3 separate regions of the Homo sapiens genome follow, and all the other regions are linked to region 1. Evidence: chromatin loops called from intact Hi-C (ENCODE). Cell type or tissue: chondrocyte. All regions are shown on one strand.

Region 1 (2,500 bases):
CATATATTGCTCATTTTCCAGTCCCAATATCCTCTGCTTTGGAGAGCCTGGGAGTTGAATGGGGATATATTAGGAATATATTAGGAAAAATTTGTAAGAACACCACTGAGATTTGGCAGTGAGAGGAAAGGCATGTGATTGCAGCATTCCGCTATGTGTACATGGGTCATTCAAATTCCCATTTCCTCTCCTTTCTAAAAGCTGCCATGACACCCATCAACCCAAGTCATGGCTCACCCTGCTTCATATGTGAGGGGAGGGTGGGAAGAGTACAGAGTGGGTGGTTCCTTGAAGTCAAGGGCTTCTCTCCCTACGTGTGAGTCTTGTTACTTCAGAATGGACCATGGGCTTCGCCATGGTTGAGACCAAGGCAGGGTATAACTGCTTCCAGCTCTAAGGGCTTTTGCTGGACTATTAAGAGGAATTGAATCATTGGCAGCTCAAGAGGGGCCAGGCAGGGCTGGGGCTGGGCAGGAGAGAGAAAACCAACCCCACATGAGGGGTCAGGAGCCAAATGGCAGGCCAGAGCCAGTATCTAATGGCTGTGGCTCAGAAGCCAGGGGAGCACAAAGGAGCTAAGCAGGCCACTGGGATGATCCGAGCTGCAGGACAAAGTGGGCTGACAGGGGGTCTCCAATCCCAGCAAGACCACCTTTCAGGCTCTCCAAAGGAGTCCCAGCAGAGAAATAAAGGTAGCATACAGATCAGTCAATAGGTTGTCGGATGAATTCAGAAGCAAGAACTAAGGGTTTGACAGTAGGTTAGGGCAGGACTCTGAGCACCAAAGATTGTCAGGGCTTCCTGGGGGTCCTATATACTGGGGTACTGGTAAGGAAACTGAGACGGAACCCTTATACCCCAGGAGTTGGCCTTCTTTGTGGAGACTGACATTTGGAACATAAAGTAATAATTGTAATTGCTGTTACCATTTATTAGATATCTACTCTGCCAGGAACTGGGCTTACATTCACATTTTTTGTCTCTTTGAATCCTTACAATAACCTCAGAAGCACTGATATTATCCTTCACACACTGGGATGTAAGTTCTATGCCTTGGGCCAAGGGGCTTGGTTTGTTTCATTCCCAGCTATGTACTCAGAACCAAAAATAGCATGTGCCAGTCCAGAAAAGGAACTTAATATTTGCCGCATATTTATCTCTGTTTTCCAGTGAGGGCACTAAAGCTTAGAAAGGTAAAGTGCCTTTCACAGAGTTCCACAGATTGTGAACAAAAAGTCAGAATCCAAACCTAGGTATGTCTGAGCCCTAAGTTTGTGCTTTTTTCCATTTTTCTACTCCGACTATCATAAAAAGAATGTTGGCCTCACGTCAGGATAACCCAGCATCTAGTTTCAGTTCTACCTCTAACTGTGTGACCTCAGGCAACTGGCCTTATTTCTCTGGGCTTCAATTTTCTTCTCTGGAAATGAAAGGGCTCAGAGCAGCTCGTGTCCAATATTCCTTCCAGCTCTCTGGTTCTGCGCCTTCCACGGCTCAAGGGAGCCCCATGGGATTGGTCTGAGTCACACTGGAGGGCTCTCAGGAAGCGGTGACTTGGAAGGGTCGGCTGATGGGCGGCCTGACCAGAAACGTGGAAAATGTGGGGCAAGCAGCTGCTAGAGTGAAAGAACAGCCGGTGGGAGTCTGGCTCTGTCTCCCATCAGGAAGATATTGAATTTCCTCACCCTCGTGGGGAAGTGGCTGCTGCTGCTCTAGCCCAGGGAAACCGACATTTTGCAGCTCTGGGAGTTAAGCAGCTCATGTTTTCAGAGCCTTGTGACCAATCCAGTAGAGTGAGGGGGCCAGTGATCTCTGGTGATTAGACCTAGTTGACATTTGGGGACTATAAGATCCTGAATGCAGAGTACTCATTCTAGCCATAGTCACAAAATCCCCTTAATTAAAATTTCATTTTCAACTTAGGTTTTAAACTCTCTTGCTCAGTAAGGTTCATCTATTTAAAACACAGCAGCCCAGAAGAATGAACTTAAAACAGCCATGGAGTTGCTTTGAATTATGTGCTGTGTGAAAGATGCCTAGTATCAGATTTAACAAAGTTTTACTGCCTTGGCTTTAATGCTATTATTAAGAATAATTTGTGTATGTTTGTACAGGCTTACTCCCCAAAGTTCATATTGTTTTCTTCCCAGGAACTCAAAAGCAGCTCACACGCAGTCTTTGACATCCCTTTCTCCCCTCTGTAGCTCCCTTTGTTCAGTGAGGTGAAGAAAAAGGCCTTGTTACATTACAGTGGAGATGTTTAAGCTTCTGGGAGACAGGGCATCTTCCAGAATCTGGTGAAAGCTGTGAGTCATCTCCACTTCCACCATCCTTCCATCCCCAAATCACACGAGCACATACACACAAAAAGTTCCATGCCACTTCAACTGTTCTGGAGCTCCCTAAGCAAATCCACAGAGGTCTCTAATGCTAGGTTAAACTCCGGGTTATTTTAATACATCGTGCTGGAACAACTGCAAAAACAAAAATACAATGGGAG
Region 2 (2,500 bases), 200 kb after region 1:
CTAAAATTGTTCTCCTTTGGAAACAAATAGTTCTGTTTCTTCTTTGGAATGCCTCGGGAGGTCAGGAACTCTTATCTCCTCCTTCACAACATTCTGGTCACTGCTTGGAACGTGACTTACGTTACTGACCACAGCTCAGGAGAGCAAAACAAAGGCAGGGCTGCCCAGCTGAGCACGAAGGGGTGGGCCTGAAGGGAGGGGAAGGTGAAGGCTGAGTTTCTGGCTGCCCTCTCCCTCCCCAGTTTCATGCTTTGGAGCAGCAAACATTTCACTGCTGCCTTCTCACAGCTGCCGGGGGCTGAGGGGTGACACCATGGCAGTGATGAAGGGGGATGTTCTGCTCTTCTGGGATTTGTTGCTGGGATTGCAGGCTTCAGGGCTGACTCATCCATGAGGGCTGGAGACAAGCCAAGGAGCAAAGGAAAGACACTTGGGGTCACACGCGCTGCCCTTGGCCACGCCAGCTCAGCCTGCTGGGGGCTCGCCAGGGTTCACTGGGCAGGCAGAGCACGACCCAGGGGTCGACACCTTTTTGTAATTATCAAGGTTTTTTCTCACTGGGGCAAGAACGCATTCCCCTCCAGAGGATGGATTACAAAGCAAATCGTTCCTACCTCTCTTCAAAGGCCAGCAAATTTAGGAAACTGCTGCTTCCTTCTCCAGAAACTTTAAAATGCAGCCAAGCTTGTTGCCCGCCACACACCCCATTGCCTTACCTGGAGCTCTCCTGAGCCTCCAGGCGCCGCTGTAGTTGGGACCCAGCCTCCTCTGCTTCCTCTTTAATTTGCTGATCCCCAAAGCAGCCCAGAGGACCTTTTCCTTAGAAAGGTTTTACTGGCAATTGCTTCAATGGAAAACAAAAAGGATTACAAAAATAACCCCAGGAATATGACAACATTTTGAGCAATTTTAGAAAGATCTTACAATTGCTGACTTCCAGTTTATACATTAACCCAGACCCCTGCAGTTCCCTTCTGGGCCTTCTGCTAGCTCATAGACTCATGCAGCCTCTTCTGGCTAGTTCTTCCTTCTTCCAGAACCTTCTATCAAGTGCTGAAACTTTGTCCAACCTCCCCACATCCCTCACCCACATGCCTGAAGGGGCAGCTCTCGCAGCTCAAGAGGAAGTCATTCCCCATGGCCTTGCCCTGCTGGAAAGTCAACAGGAGAAACCCCTTCATCTCTGAACCCCAAACTGAAAACAAACCATCAGCTAGCAAAATCTAAACCATAACTGGGCCTAGAAACCCAGACTGCTAAAGCTGAACGTGCCCTAATAGAACACTGAATCTACCCTTCTCACTTTGCAGGTAGGAAATGAGGATTCCAAGAGAGGATCTCAGACCCGCGACCAACACGAGTTTCTAGATGTTCTTTGCAATGCGTCACACCTCTCCCACGCCTGTATATTTGCTAACATTTCCAGACCAGCACAAAACTAGGAAGAGAGAAACATTCTCTCTCCAAAGAGAAGGAACCTTTCCCTCGGGACACTTGGGGTTTCCTCCTAAGGCAGGAGACTGGAAGCCCACAGGACAGGGGCCCCTCTGGCCTCTCCCGTGCCTCGTCCCTTCACCCACGCACGGCCCCAGAGCTTCTCTCAAGCACTCCTGAAACCCCGCCCCAGCGGCCCCCAGGACTGGGCCTTCTGCTTGTCTGCTACAAGGCCCGTCCCCTTTTAACAGGGCTGCTGTCTCACCCTTCAATCTGTTTCGTTGTCCCTTCCTCTGAGGGGCTTTCCCTGATCACTCTCTCCCACACCCAAGCTTTTTTTTCTTCGTTTCTTTTTTCAGCTCCTTCTCTCTGAAAAAGTTCAAATGCGATCAAACGCCCACATCCAAGCTCCCACTCTCAGCATCAGTTGGTGTCTCCTTCACTTGTAGCACGATCTGCCACAACTCTCTGCTTGCTGACTTGAGCTCTGCCTCCTCAGCTAACCTGGGAGCTGCACAGGACCAGGACTGTGCCTGTCAAGGTCACTGCTGTCTCCATAGCTCCTAGCACAGTGGCTGGCGAAGCTGGGCATTCCATGGATGTGAGGAATGCATGCATGAATGAGAAGCAGTCACAGAGGCAGGACACAGGTTTTAAATACTTACAGCTTTATTAGGAGAAGGCTGTGGTCACCTCAGCAGCCAGCTCCCTTGTATACACAGTATACACAGCCCAGCCAGCACCCAGGTCCTTCCATCCTTCTGCAGTACATGGAGTGCAAAAGAACCAAACACAACGGCGGGGAGGGAGGGTCTACCAATGAGTGTCAGTGTCTAGTGCTTCCGGGAGCCAACTGCCAGGCTAGGGACACTCAAGTCCCTCAAACTGTCATCAGCTCCTGCCAGACCCCACTCCAGCATGTCGAGGTTCATATGAGAGTGTTTGGGCCAGACTCCTCCAATCAGTGCACGCGATGGGCAGAGGAGGCTAGGGAATCCTGAGCCCAAAGCTGTATTGGTCCATCCCCCTCAAGAAGTTGTTGGAGCTTTCAGAACGTTCCTCTTCT
Region 3 (2,500 bases), 170 kb before region 1:
AGTGGGAGGTAGATCAGCCAGGAGAACAAAGAAAAGAAGCAAGTCTCTGCAAGTTTCCCAGCCCCAGCCAGGGCAAAGGTAGTGATTGACAGCTTGGAGTTTAATAAAATATTGAACTGGGCTTTTAATATATGCAAAAGACCAGAATATTCCATGGGATCTGCAGGAAGGAAGAAGGAATTGAAAAAGAGTTATAACACAAAGTGGAGGAAAAATAGTTTCCTTCTATTAACACTGTACCAAATCCAGTCATTCAGAAACAAAACAGAAAGTTCCCTACGCCGCCAACTTTCTGGGTTGCTTACCTGTAAAGCCACACAGAGCTCTGCAGTTAGAAGGGTTCCACCCTTGGCTTAATGCTCTGTTACCATCTTGAAATTCTTAGTAATTTTTAACATGGGCCCCACATTCTCATTTTGCACTGGGCCCTGCAAATTACATAGCCAGTCCTAGTAACATATGTAACAGGGACTTAGCCTTGTTCTATGTGACCCCAGTTGGTAGAATGGAACCAATTAGTGGGAGGTTAAAAAAACAAACAAACAAAAAAAAAAAACAGATTTTAGCTCAATGCAGTAGTCCCCACTTATTCACAGGGAATATGTTCCAAGACACCCAGTGGATGCCTGAAACCTAGGATAGTACCAACCCCAACTATGTTTTTTTCCTATACATACATATCTATGATAAAGTTTGGGGTGCAACAGCAAAACTATATGAATTTTTTTCTTCTTCACAATTTCACAGGTAAAAAAATTCATTCTCACTGTAGATCTCAGCAACTTTAATATTGCAATTTTTATTCTTTCGTTATTAAGTCAAGAGCTCTCACCTTTTCACTTAACGAAAGCACTTCCCAGCTTCTCCTAGGCATGTTCAAATGGCCAGCATCACTACTTTTGTTCTTTGGAGCCACTGTTCAGTAAAATAAGGGTCACTTGAACACAAGCACTGCAAAACAAATGACAGTCAATCTAATAACCAAGACGGCTCCTATGTGACTCATGGGTGAGTAGCGCAGACAGCATGGACATGCCAGACAACGGGATGATTCACGTCCTGGGTGAGATGGAGTAGGACTGCATGAGATTTTTATCATGCCATTCAGAAGGGCATGCAATTTAAAACTTACGTGTATTTCTGAGATTTGCCATTTACTATTTCTGGACTGCGGTTAAGCACAGGTAACTAAAACTGTAGAAAGTGAAACTGCAGATAAGGGAGACTACTGTATCGGGACAAGTTTGTTAATACTCATAGCTACCCAGATTGGGATAGGCAGTGTAAAGGAGTCAGAGCTTCTGTTCATCAGAATCCATACGGCAGAGGTGGGTCAGCCTTTTGGCACTCTAGGGCCTCCAAAATCCTTTTCAGCCCTGGGATTATCTGATTCTTTGATTAATGAATGTCTTTCAAGATGCCTACCTTACCAACTTAACCAGGAAATGAATTCACTAGTACTGTGACCAGGTAAGAGTATTTCCAAGGGCAGCCTATGAGCCCTCAATGGATGGAGTTTCACTAATTCCCTCTGTTTCTGTCTAAGTTGTGAGGTATTTTCCTTTAATGAGAACATTATTGCCATTACTCACTGTATTTTTTTTGTTCGTTGTTAGTTGGATCTTATTATGGCTGGCACATCATGGCTCCTTTATTCCAAGAAGAAGTCTTTTAAAACATCCCAGAAAGTATCTAGGGCTTAAAGCCACTTTCATTAATCATTATTTTGACAATGAAGCATAAACAAACTGACAAATATTGTTTAAATTTAACATTAAAATTCAATGTGTATGTCTCAGTTATTGTTGTCATTCTTATTTTCAGTCAGGGAGATGGTTCCAGGAGAAGAAAAGAAAGTCAGTTGCTTTCTGAGATCAGGTGGGAAGTTTATCCTGTCAACTCCACCTTTAGAGTGCTAGTCTCTGGAGCCACAAGGACTGAAACTCTGCTTCAGAGACCCACCACTGATGACAACCATCAGGCTCAGGAACTGAAAAGAAATGGGTATGCTTGATCATGCTTAGTAAACACGTTTCACTACTGACTCACTTCTCCTGTGTGTTGGAAAACGTTGAGCTTCTTTCATACCATATTTTGGCCTTGACCTTTGTAGCATTTAGCCTCCCTACAATGGGGTCTATGTGTTTCCACACCCTCAGAGCAGGCCCCTAATTATAGCCATCCATTAAACTGTCAGAAAGAAATCCTCAACTCAATCATGTCTTTATCAAACTCTGGCTGTCAGTGGGGTCAAGTGAGGCGTCAAGTCTGACCTGCCCGGAGCCCCTGTCATGTGCTCATCTCACACTCACTGGGGTCTTTGTGACCAGGCAGGCTAGACAGCCACCTGGCCACCCCCAGCCCAGTCCCCTCTCCCACTGCATTGCCCAGACAGGGCGGAGCCAAGGGAGGCTCTCAAGCTCAGATAATGGGGCTGACATAATGTAAGGCCTTCTCCTTGACCTTATCTTGGGGTATTTTGTGCAAAGAAGTTGTATGG

The links. Hi-C counts contacts between places; a loop is a spot of excess contacts. Peaks named below come from ENCODE experiments on the same cell type or tissue, not always from the same donor. Only the 100,000 strongest peaks of a DNase experiment are listed, where the experiment ranks them.
Region 2: a loop joins it to region 1, with 3 times the contacts of the local background. A loop is called at or near these places in 3 of 110 quality-filtered maps.
Region 3: it touches region 1 in a loop (2.3-fold over the local background); 3 of 110 quality-filtered maps call a loop at or near these places.

What each region holds. Positions count from the first base shown.
Region 1 is chr11:130,674,710-130,677,209 of GRCh38, reverse strand. All of the region lies in intron 1 of LINC02873 (long intergenic non-protein coding RNA 2873), which reads right to left. Among named protein-coding and RNA genes, the nearest start is that of LINC02873, 3.0 kb to the right of the region's middle. In chondrocyte, no CTCF peak of the experiment used is centred here; a DNase peak (open chromatin) is centred at 1,552.
Region 2 is chr11:130,476,227-130,478,726 of GRCh38, reverse strand. ADAMTS15 (ADAM metallopeptidase with thrombospondin type 1 motif 15) reads right to left here. Exons shown (of 8, transcript NM_139055.4): 8 at 2,082-2,500. Among named protein-coding and RNA genes, the nearest start is that of ADAMTS15, 29 kb to the right of the region's middle. RefSeq lists an enhancer at 1-1,040. In chondrocyte, a CTCF peak has its summit at 1,002; no DNase peak of the experiment used is centred here.
Region 3 is chr11:130,846,367-130,848,866 of GRCh38, reverse strand. It overlaps LINC02551 (long intergenic non-protein coding RNA 2551), which reads left to right. Exons shown (of 6, transcript NR_125383.1): 4 at 1,825-2,004. Among named protein-coding and RNA genes, the nearest start is that of LINC02551, 14 kb to the left of the region's middle. In chondrocyte, no CTCF peak of the experiment used is centred here; no DNase peak of the experiment used is centred here.